Regions from separate parts of the Mus musculus genome. Here region 2 is linked to region 1. A link is a loop called in an ENCODE intact Hi-C map of the cell type or tissue named here. Cell type or tissue: left cerebral cortex. All regions are shown on one strand. Links, peaks and the distances in the headings refer to the core of each region. The heading gives the core; the rest is flanking DNA. Region 1 has its middle 23 kb from the start of Amer3. Region 2 holds the start of Gm32566 (a long non-coding RNA gene).

What was found. Peaks named below come from ENCODE experiments on the same cell type or tissue, not always from the same donor. Only the 100,000 strongest peaks of a DNase experiment are listed, where the experiment ranks them.
Region 2: a loop joins it to region 1, with 4 times the contacts of the local background. A loop is called at or near these places in 2 of 42 quality-filtered maps.

The regions. Positions count from the first base shown.
Region 1 is chr1:34,600,354-34,605,728 of GRCm38, reverse strand. No RefSeq gene overlaps it. Among named protein-coding and RNA genes, the nearest start is that of Amer3, 23 kb to the right of the region's middle. In left cerebral cortex, for the core only: a CTCF peak has its summit at 3,171 (motif pointing right); a DNase peak (open chromatin) is centred at 3,162.
Region 2 is chr1:34,483,314-34,488,688 of GRCm38, reverse strand. 4930568A12Rik (a long non-coding RNA gene) reads left to right here. Exons shown (of 6, transcript XR_865327.2): 2 at 2,527-2,944; 3 at 3,776-3,901. Gm32566 (a long non-coding RNA gene) reads right to left here and starts at 4,342. Exons shown (of 3, transcript XR_003947768.1): 1 at 3,813-4,342; 2 at 3,128-3,260; 3 at 1,350-2,800. In left cerebral cortex, for the core only: CTCF peaks have their summits at 1,073 (motif pointing right) and 2,640; DNase peaks (open chromatin) are centred at 2,644, 3,015 and 3,120; H3K4me3 peaks cover 597 bases.

The sequences.
Region 1 (5,375 bases), core at 172-5,171:
GTGTGGGGAGCGGGTGTGGCGGCAGTCCCAAAGGCGCCAGAGACTGCAGCTAAGTCATATGACTTGCACCTGACTTCCTCATATAAGACACAAACATCTTGAGTGCTGGGCAGGTGTACCAGGATACAGGTGAATCCAATTTGGTGGAGATTTGCCCCTGCTGCCCTGATTAGCTGAGGCTGCGTGCCTGGTGAGGGGGCGTGGCCTGCGGTTCGTGGATGAGAGAGAGTATAAAAGGAGTGAGAGGCCCAGGGTTCGGGGGAGATATAAAAACAAGGGAGATATAAACAGGGGAGATATAAACAAGGGAGATATAAACAAGAAGAAACAGGACTGAATAAATGTGTGCAGAAGGATCCTGTAGCAGCGTCGTTCTTCCTGGCCAGTTGAGCGCGCGCAACAAGTGGTGCCGAAACCCGGGACAAGAAACATCTTCAGGCACAAGCGAAGACCCCCTGCTACAGGGAGGATTCAGAACTGCATAACGGGGAAGAAGGGGTTAATAAAGGTTCCCGTGAAACAGACTGTTGAGAAGGATCCGGCGTGGATTCAGAACTCTTCAGCTGGGGAACGGTACTGATGAAGAGAAAGAAGAAAGATGAAGACTGAATAAACTGCTGTTAGAAGGACTGGTGGTCACGTCGTTCTTGCTGGTCGAGAGCGGGCGTGACAATTGGTGGCCCGTACTGGGAACCGACTCCCCCACCGAGTTCAGAACTTTCAGCAGTCAGTGGTTGCCGGCAGGGTAAGTTCATGGTGAGTGAAACTTGCGACCCCAGGAGTTTGGGAAGGACCTCGGATAAAATAGAGGTGAGCATAAAGTTGCCAGCAAGCAGGCACAAGGTAACGAAAGGTTCCCGGCTTTGGGACAAGTTAAGGTTCCTGGTTTGGGGACAAGTTAAGGAACTATGATAACCTCAGTGTAGTGATCAATAGATCCTCGCTGTGTAGTTATGCTTTTTTCTCCCATTGACCCTTTGTGGGTAGGTCTGGTAGTTTTGGTCTTGTTTGTTCTGATATATGGACTCTGTTACTGTTTGAATCAAGAGGCAGTCAAGACAGGTCAGAAAATCCTTATAGAGCAACAAGAAAGTATGTTGGAAGAGAAGGGCTTAAAAAGAAAAAGGAAAAAGAAAGGAGACACAGTGTTATCAGGTGGACAGAAAGGACAAAATAAAAGAGCTGAGGCAGAGGAGGAAGGCGAATTAGCTTTTGCTCCCCCTCCCTATGCCTCCTCGTCAGCCATCTATGGGCAGACCTTCTGTCCGGAGGTCTGGAAAGAGGATAGATTCTCCTTGCTGGGATGTCCTATTTTCACTGATCAAGCTGAATTTGCATGGGATAGAGATATGCTGCTTGATCAAGGTAGATTTGCACAACAACAGACAGGATATCCAGTGCAGGTGTTTGAGCAGGTGAATCAGATTGCTATAAGGGCGTGGAAATCATTGCCTAACAGAGGGGAAGCTAGTGAAAACTTGACTCTCATATTGACTTCCCAGATGGACACACAGGTGATTGAGGTTATGGTCTCATCACCACGAGGTATTGTGTCCATCCCCCCCGGGGATCGACCAGATCAGGTGTTGATGTGGGCGAGAGGGTCTGTTTGTGTGTTTCCACAGGACCAGACGGAACCTCTTTGGGTGCTGGAGAGATTGGTGAGACGCTGCAAGAATGAGGCTCCTGATCCAGTTGCCCCTGTGGATGTGGTGGATGATCCCACAAGCACAAAGGATGGAGCCGAGATGAGAGATCCTTTCGGTATTCCAGAAGCCGATACCAGCTCGACATGACATTCAAATTTTTCCACGCTTTTTGATCCCTGAATTCCCCTTAAAGAGATATCCCCTCTGGCTATCTATCCCTTGCTTCAGGGAAGATGAGCGGGGATGAGAGCCCTGGGATGTATGCTTGTTATAGTGTGTGTGTGTTTTGTGTTTGGCACATGTGTTAGGTGCAGAGTGTGCGGCCCGCACTTTCGCCATGGTAGCATAGGCTTTTGCTGCAGTGGAGGCGGGACAATCTCCTCAGATTCGGTTTGCCGCTCTAAAAGAAATTATGCTGCGTTATGCCGTGGGGTGCGAGGCTAAGCACTGCACAGAGGATAGCTGCTGTTGGCATCCTGTGGAAGGCACGTCTGATTGCATGAAGGTTCAGTGTCCTAGTTCCCTTCCCCCAGGAAAAACGACACGGGAGCTGGCCAAGACCTCTCTGGGTGATGAGCCTAAGGGATGGTTTTGTGTAGGGCCCCTATGCTTGCACACTGGGGATCAGACCTCTACCTTCACCCATGAGGCTTGCTTGCAGCAATTAAGATCTGGCCATAGGTTAATTAACATCCTGGCCTTTTGATGCACCTGCCACAAGCAAAACACAATCTCCCCAGGAGTGGCTTGGCATGATAGAGAGGTAGTCAGTGATAAGACTCCCTGGGCATGTCACCAACCTAAGACAGGGATCAAACCAATGCTGTTTGTCACCCAAGGACGGGTAAGGGACATGGCTGCGGGGGGCTATCTACAGACATTCTCTCTGCCAAAAAAGAAAAAAGGGGGAATTGTGGGGAGCGGGTGTGGCGGCAGTCCCAAAGGCGCCAGAGACTGCAGCTAAGTCATATGACTTGCACCTGACTTCCTCATATAAGACACAAACATCTTGAGTGCTGGGCAGGTGTACCAGGATACAGGTGAATCCAATTTGGTGGAGATTTGCCCCTGCTGCCCTGATTAGCTGAGGCTGCGTGCCTGGTGAGGGGGCGTGGCCTGCGGTTCGTGGATGAGAGAGAGTATAAAAGGAGTGAGAGGCCCAGGGTTCGGGGGAGATATAAAAACAAGGGAGATATATAAACAAGGGAGATATAAAAACAAGGGAGATATGAAAACAAGGGAGATATAAACAGGGGAGATATAAACAGGGGAGATATAAACAAGGGAGATATAAACAAGAAGAAACAGGACTGAATAAATGTGTGCAGAAGGATCCTGTAGCAGCGTCGTTCTTCCTGGCCAGTTGAGCGCGCGCAACACAGAGGGAGCCCAGTGGATCTAGTGAAGTCTGTGGATCACTCAGACAGGATCATCTGGATGCTGGAGTTGATAAGGAGAAGCAATGCCCTGCTGCAGAATGGGAATCCCAGCGAAGGAAAGAACCCTGACCACCAGAGGGCAGCAGAGCTCAGCACAGTGCAGTGCAGGCCGGGTGCTCTGGGAGGCAGCAGTCCGGCAAGGTTTCTGTGACTGCCAGGGAATTGAACTCAGAGACCTGAATCCAAAAACATCCTGCTATGGGAGGCAGAACAACAAATTTTGTGACTTTGGAGACCAGGTTCATGGGCAGGAGAACCTGGGCACATTCTAGGTTTTCTTTTTCTTCAGTGAGAGAGGGAAGGGTGGAGGCATGAGGGGGGCAGGAGAGAGGGAGGAAGGGAAAGGTAGGGAGACAGAGAGAATGAATGAATGAACAAATGAATGAATGAATTTTTGGTGTGGAACATCTGATGAGCCTGAGGACTTATCCTAAGCCAGCGCTTTCTCTCCCTTCAGGGGCACCGCCTTATCTCCTTATGGGAAGCACTTTTTCAAAGTTGCAGAAGTCTCAGAGGAGGTTGAAAGCCTTTCTAACTCTTTTCTTCCAAAGTAGAGAGCATCCTGCCTTGATGGTTAACTGCCCTCCTGGGGAGAAGACTAGAGTGGAGCTCATGAGGGGGCACCTGTCTCATCAGAGGTGACAGGTCCTCACCAGGTTGTTCTTTGGAGGCAGAGGCCAATTAAGCAAACCCCACATCCTATCATTCCTTGAGATACTCCTCCCTCCTTCTATAGGCACAGCAGACCTAGGACACCACCAGCATCACCTCCCCCATGTATTCTTCTGAGGTGCTCACTGCCTCAGGGCCTGATGTCAGCCTCTGTCACAAGGAAGGCTGGGCTTTCATGACCCATGCATGGGAAGGGGAACAGCAGTTCTGGATACTTGGTGAGGGCCCAGCTACACAGAATTTCAAGTTCTTTAATTACTACCAAGCTGCCAGGAGCAATTTCATATCACAGGACACAGGTCCTTAAGGGCTTGTTTGCACCTGGCTGTATATTCACTCCGCTGTACTGAGGGCTGTCCTTTGTTTCTTCAATCCTCTCAGATCACTGTGACTGTCCTAGGTCTGTGCTTGAATATGGCCTCCCAGAGAGCAGCATGTGGGAGCTGTTCTGTTCAGCCATGCCTGTCCTCCCTCAGACAGCAGTATCACATTCTCAGAGGCATGGAGCTGTGCATCAAGCAAAACTTTGGACACTAGAAAGGTCTCACACACAGCTGTCGTTCTGGGTGGCAGAACGGCACACTCATACTAGCATTCTTTCACTAGACCTTACAGTTCTTTTAGAGGCTGAGGACAAAGGCTTGGTGTTTCCCCCACATGCCTTTACTGGTGTGATGACACCTGACAAGAAGCTACCTCTGTCTATGCTCTAACTGAAGTTTAAGTATTTGCTATACTTAATTTCAGTTATAAAAAATTATAGGAGACAGGGATGTGTCCAGACTCCTGTTTCAGCTTGTAGAGAGCCTTCTGGAAAGGGACAGAGGACTTCTAGATCTGCTTCCTCAGGCCACCTTCATATTCTTTCCCAAGGGCATTTTTGGTGCATTTTATGCAGTATAGGACCTGTATCATGGGCCAGGTCAACTACAGTCTTAATACTTCTTGCTGCTTTAAAGTTCAACTATGGAGGGCAATAGGCTGGCTCTTGCACACAAAATATGGAGACATTATGATTGAACTCTGGAAAGAATCCAAAGTTGACTGATTCTCTACCCACTTCCCTCAAACTCTGGGGTTATGGGTCTCCATGCTGTCTCCTTAAGGTGCTAGGGCCAGAGGAAGCTGGCAGTTGCTCTGAACATCTTAGAAAAGATTGCATTAGGATGGCCATCACCCTGCTGTGTAGTATATCTGAAATGTATTCCTCCTGCCCCCCTGAAATTTTGTTTCCTTAGGCCACAGGGCCTGCATCCCATCTGCCACTGTCCCTGTGCCTGGTGGCTGTGGATGGTCACTGGGCTCTCCACATTTGGTAGTTGGACTGTTAGAAATGCCATGAGGAAGCCCTGTGGCGGAGGTGCACACCTTTAATTCCAGCACTTGGGAGGCAGAGGCAGGTGGATCTCTGAGTTCCTGGCTAACCTGGCCTACTGAGGGAGTTCCAGGACAGTCAGGTCCACAGAGAAACCCTGTCTTGAGACCACCGTGCCCCTAAGTGAGAAATGTCATGTGGAGATAAAGGCTGCATATCTGAGTATCTCATCTTGGGCAGTGGGATAGTTGATACTAAACTATAGCTTCTGGTAGTTAGTACTAGCCCAACCCCCAAAGT
Region 2 (5,375 bases), core at 242-5,241, 120 kb after region 1:
ATAGGGTACAGTTCTCTCACCCAAGGCTCATGCCATCTTAGGAAGAATACATTTATGTGACTACTTTAATAAGAACCTTAAAGAACAAATAGTCAAAAGCCCCATTCTTTATTCTCTCTGGTGTGCATGCCTCCAAGTGTGTGCATGCCTGCATGCATGCAGGCTTGTGTGTGTCTGTCTGCCTGTCTGTCTGCCTGTCTGTCTGTGTCTATGTGTGTCTGTGTGTGACTGTATCTGTGTGTCTGTGTGTGTCTGTGTGTCTGTGTGTGTCTGGGGTTGATATGTTCCTGATTCTTCAATAATGCTCCACCTGATATTTTGAGGCATGGTCTACCACTGACCCTGGTCATCACAGATTTGATGAGGTTGTGATAGGAGAGTAGGAACTTAAGAAGCAGAATGAAGATTAACACATGAAAGAAGCCAGGTCACAGAAAAAGCCTGGAACCCTTTCTTACCTTGATTTGTTATCATCTAACAAGCAAGTGTGAAATCATGAGAGGGGTGTAAGGACCGTACACATAACACAGCCAGGAAAGGGGTGTAAGAACCATGCACATAGCATAGCCAGGAGAGGGGTGTAAGGACTGTGCATATAACACGGCCAGGAGAGGGGTGTAAGGAACATACACATAACACGACCAGGCACTTTACAGGCTCTGACCTTCGCTCAGCAGCCCACTTCCACCTTTAGAGCACTTTTTCTTCTTCTCCTTGTTTTTTCTTCCTAAGAGGGTTTCTCTGTGTTGCTCTGGCTATCCTGGAACTTGCTCTGTAGATCAGACTGGCCTTGAACTCACTGAGATCCTCCTGCCTCTGCCTGGGATTAAAGACACATGTCACCATGCCTAGCTTGCCTTGCACCTCCTTCTTCCTTCCTTCCTTTCTTTCTTTCTTTCTTTCTTTCTTTCTTTCTTTCTTTCTTTCTTTCTTCCTTCCTTCCTTCCTTTCTTTCTCTCTTTCTTTCTTTCTCTCTTTCTTTCTTCCTCTCTTTCTTTCTTCCTCTCTTTCTTTTTAATAATTTATTTGTTTATTTTATGTATATGAGTGCCCTATCTGCATGTGCACCTACATGCCAGAAGGGGGCAACAGATCACACTAAAGATAGCTATGAACCCCCATGAGGTTGCTGGGGCTTGAACTCAGGACCTCCGGAAGAGCACAGTGCTCTTAATCACTGAGCCATCTCTCCAGCCCCAGACTTCTTTCTTAATCTACTTCTATTTTGTGACAAACGTAAAAGGCGTAACTTTTTCCCCATCTGTTATAGGTGACTGCTGAGATTTTCACCTAACCTATGCCCTGCACTGTTTTTCTTTTTTCTTTTTTTTTTTTTGTTTTTTGTTTTTGTTTTTGTTTTTGTTTTTGTTTTGTTTTTTGTTTTTTGTTTTTCGAGACAGGGTTTCTCTGTGTAGCCCTGGCTGTCCTGGAACTCACTCTGTAGACCAGGCTGGCCTCGAACTCAGAAATCCGCCTGCCTCTGCCTCCTGAGTGCTGGGATTAAAGGCGTGCGCCACCACAGCCGGCGGCACTGTTTTTCTTAAACTCTAATAAAACCGTTCTTGAGCTTTCTAAATTCTTTGGTGAACAAGTCTTAAAACCTGCAAAGGGAACCTCACTTTGCCTAGTGACTGTCAGGCCAGTGGGCTTCAGGGATGCCTCCCCCACTTCACTCTCCAGTTCTGGGATTACAAATGTGTGCCATCACCTCTAACTTCTTAGTGGGTGGCGGGGATCGGAGCTCAAGACTCTCAAGTTTGTTTGGGATGCACTGAGCCATCTTCCTAGGTTAAACAACAGGAAAAAATAGTATTTTTCATCAAACACTGTAATTGTGCTATCTGTCTCACTTTACAAAACATTTATGCAAATGTTTTAACACACACACACACTTGAACAAACTTTCATTTGCACAAAGATCCCCTCAACTCCCGGTTGCCCAGGGTTGGCACCACCCCAGTAGAATATTCCCCCCCCCCCACACACACACACATATAATCAAGAAAATGCAGAGTTGCATATAGGCTATCTAATGGAGTCATTTTCTCAAATGAATTGCCTTTTCCCAGATATCTCTAACCTGTGTCAAGGATGAATGGATGGATGGATGGATGGATAGATAGATAGATAGATAGATAGATAGATAGATAGACAGATAGGTCCTAACTAGGACACCATCCCAGTGGCTGGAAACCTAGACTAAATAAAAAGAAGAATGTTAGCTGAGCACTGTGGATTCATTGTGACCCTTGGCCCCAGCCTCCAGGGCTACCATTTCTCACTACAGCTGACTGATCCCCTCAAAACCAGAATAAAGTGGTCTTCCCTTAGGTGTTTCTGGTCAAGCATTTGGTCACAGCAAACTAAAATGTAACTAAAATTCCAAAAGAAGTACATAGATAAACCTCTGGCATCTCAACTCTCTTCCTAAATCCAACTGTCACATCAGGCCGCCTTGAAAACCGAATCTCCAACAGGTGTTGCACGGGGCTTCTGAGCTCTGGTTCTGTCTTTTGACCCCCACAGCTATCCACGTGGAAGGCACCTGGAACAGAGGTGGGTACTGACTGAGCTTGCTACCTGGCCTGCTGCCTGGTGCCACCTGCACTGAGCTAAAGCAGACAACTCACTGCTGTCCTCAAGCGGTAAGTCAAGGGAGCACGGGTTTTGCTGAGACAGCAACAGCCACCCGATGATGAAATCAACGGTCGGTCGGAGTGGAAGAGAGGAAATACGTAGCATCTTCCAGCTGGACAAGGAACTGACTTTTTGGAGGCTGAGATCTAGCAACATCCTGGAACTGATACAAAAGAAATTATTTAGGGGGCTACGAGAGGAGCAATTTACAAACTGATAAAGGACCCCAAGTATCTGACCAGCAAGCCCAAGCAAGGATTCGGTGTTTCCGAGAGCGCCTTGGGGGATCTGCACTGCGTCTCTGAAGGTAGCACCAGCGCGGAGCAGGCAGGGTAGGGCAGAGGCCCAGACAGATTGCCTGAATGATCTGAAGGAATCTCCCACGCCGGCCCCGCCCATCCCGCGGGCCCATCTTCATGCCCCAAATGTTAGGTGACCTTCTTTCTAGTCCCATAACCTCCCAGTTTACCGTTCGTTTCTGCCACCCAACCTGGAGACAGCAGTTGTGAAATCTTCCCAGGCATGTCACTTGGCGGGTCGCCATCAGGTCAGAACCTTCGAGGCAGATCAAGTATGCTTTCTCCTTTGGAGCTAGCTGTGGGTCAGGAGCTTTCCCGCAGACCCTGCAGATGTTTCAAATGGGTTGAGGTCTGGGTTGATCAGAGCACTCATAGCCTGTTGCAGCGTTTACTAATAAGTTTAGGAGGCTGAGAATGTCTTCATTCGACTGTTAGACAAGGAGGAAGCCCCTTAGCAACCCGGTATAAACCCTCCTCCCAGACTGAGAGCACTCTGCTAATTGGTTCTCACGTATTTCTAATCCATTTTACAAACTAAGTCCAGTTAGGTAGAAATTTTCGTGAGCACAATAGCATGACTGGGTAACAATAATGAGCTGGAAATCTAAAAACATAGATTTTGAAAGATCTCACCCTCTAGAAACAATAACTGAGAAAATCAATACACTTAACCTGATTTTAACATCATACAATGTACACAGGTATCGAAAGCTAGCATTAATACATACAATTTTATGTGTGTGTGTGTGTCTATTAAACAAATTGAAACAAAGAAATAGAAAATTACGGTTGAGTCAAGAAAATAACATCATGTGCTACATTCCCTGTCTCACATTCAGGACTACTAGGACAGACCTGACCAAAAGTCTCACTCACCAAGCTTCTCCGACCACCCCGGGGTGTCCACACTCGGTTCCTCCCATGACAGCAGCTCCTTGTTCAGAGAGCTCTCCGTATCACCTTGGGTAAATATGAATAAAATACACCTCTCTTTTTGAAAACTCTATGTTAGCACTTCGTGGTTTTTTTTTTAAACAAAAACAAAACCAGAAGTATCATTGCCACCACTGTCGTCATAGCCTCCTCCCCCTCCCCCCTTTCCTTGTCTTGCAATGCCAATCAGTTAACAACTGTGGCTGACGGAATGTCTCTGTCCCTCACAGGCCTACTCAGAGGCTTGTCTCCCAGCTGACTCTAGATCCTCACGAAGTAGCAAGCATCACACCCTGTCTACTTTAATTTCAGTCGCAAGATCTACCGCCCCCTCCACATCCCTGTGCTGCCTAAGAACCCAGAGCTTCATAGATGAACGGCAAGCACTTAACCACTGAGTCACACCCTGACTCATGTTAAGTGTGGGGTGGTTTGTTTGTTTGTTTGTTTGTTTGTTTTTGAGACAGAGTCTCTCTATATAGCCCTGGATATCCTGGAATTCACTATATAGACCAGGTTGGCCTTGGACTCACAGAGACCCACCTGGTTCTGCCTCTAGAGCACTGGGATTAAAGATGTGTATCTCAATATTTACCTGTCCTTATTTTTAGAAAAAAAAATTTTTTTTAATTTATATATGTTTGTGTCAGTATGTGCTGGTCCCTAAAGAGGACAGCTGTTAGCTGCCTGATATATGAGCATTTGAAACTGCAATCTGGTCTTAAGAGGCAGGAGGATAGTTGTGAACTTCAGGCCAACCTAGTCTACCTGTTGATTTCGAGGCCAGCTGGGATAACACAGAGAGACCATGAATTCAAACAACAACAAGCCACATACAAAGAAAAAGAGACCTCGGGGTTCTCTGGAGGAACAGGCTTGCTTTTAACTGCTCAGCTTCCTCTCCAGCCTGTAAGGGGCTTTTTAAGAAAACAAACTATCCATTCCCTTTGCATTTTGCAAGTCAGCCTCACCACCTGGATTCCTGAGCCTGGGCCTGTAAGGCCTCACTAGCCCAAGACTGCAGTCATTTACTGACCTGGACCAGGGCCCAGGACAAAGCAACAAACAAGCTGGAAGTTCCCCTGTTGAGTCTGGTCCTAAGTAAGTCCACCGCAGGACATGCAACAAAAGCCTAACACCCATACAGAGACCGTGCTCCCAGGATGGTGGGGCAATTTCAGAGGATGTGTTTATTTTTGCTTTTATAAAAGGTAAACTTTAATTTTTATCATTTTACTGTCATTTAAATTGACACCATATAAAAAGAATTATCAGATGTAAAACCAGCTCCAAGGCAAATCATAAGAAAAATAGGAGCTAAGGATATATAACTCCATGACAGCGAACTTGTCTAGGTTGCATGAGACCCAAGCTTTGGTCTTCAGCCTCCAAACAAACAAACAAACAAAAACAGAACAGAACCGAACCTCCAGCTATGCTTATCTGCAGATGGCTCAATCAGTAAGAAGTTGCACAAATGTGAGAACCTGAGCTTGCCCCCAGCTC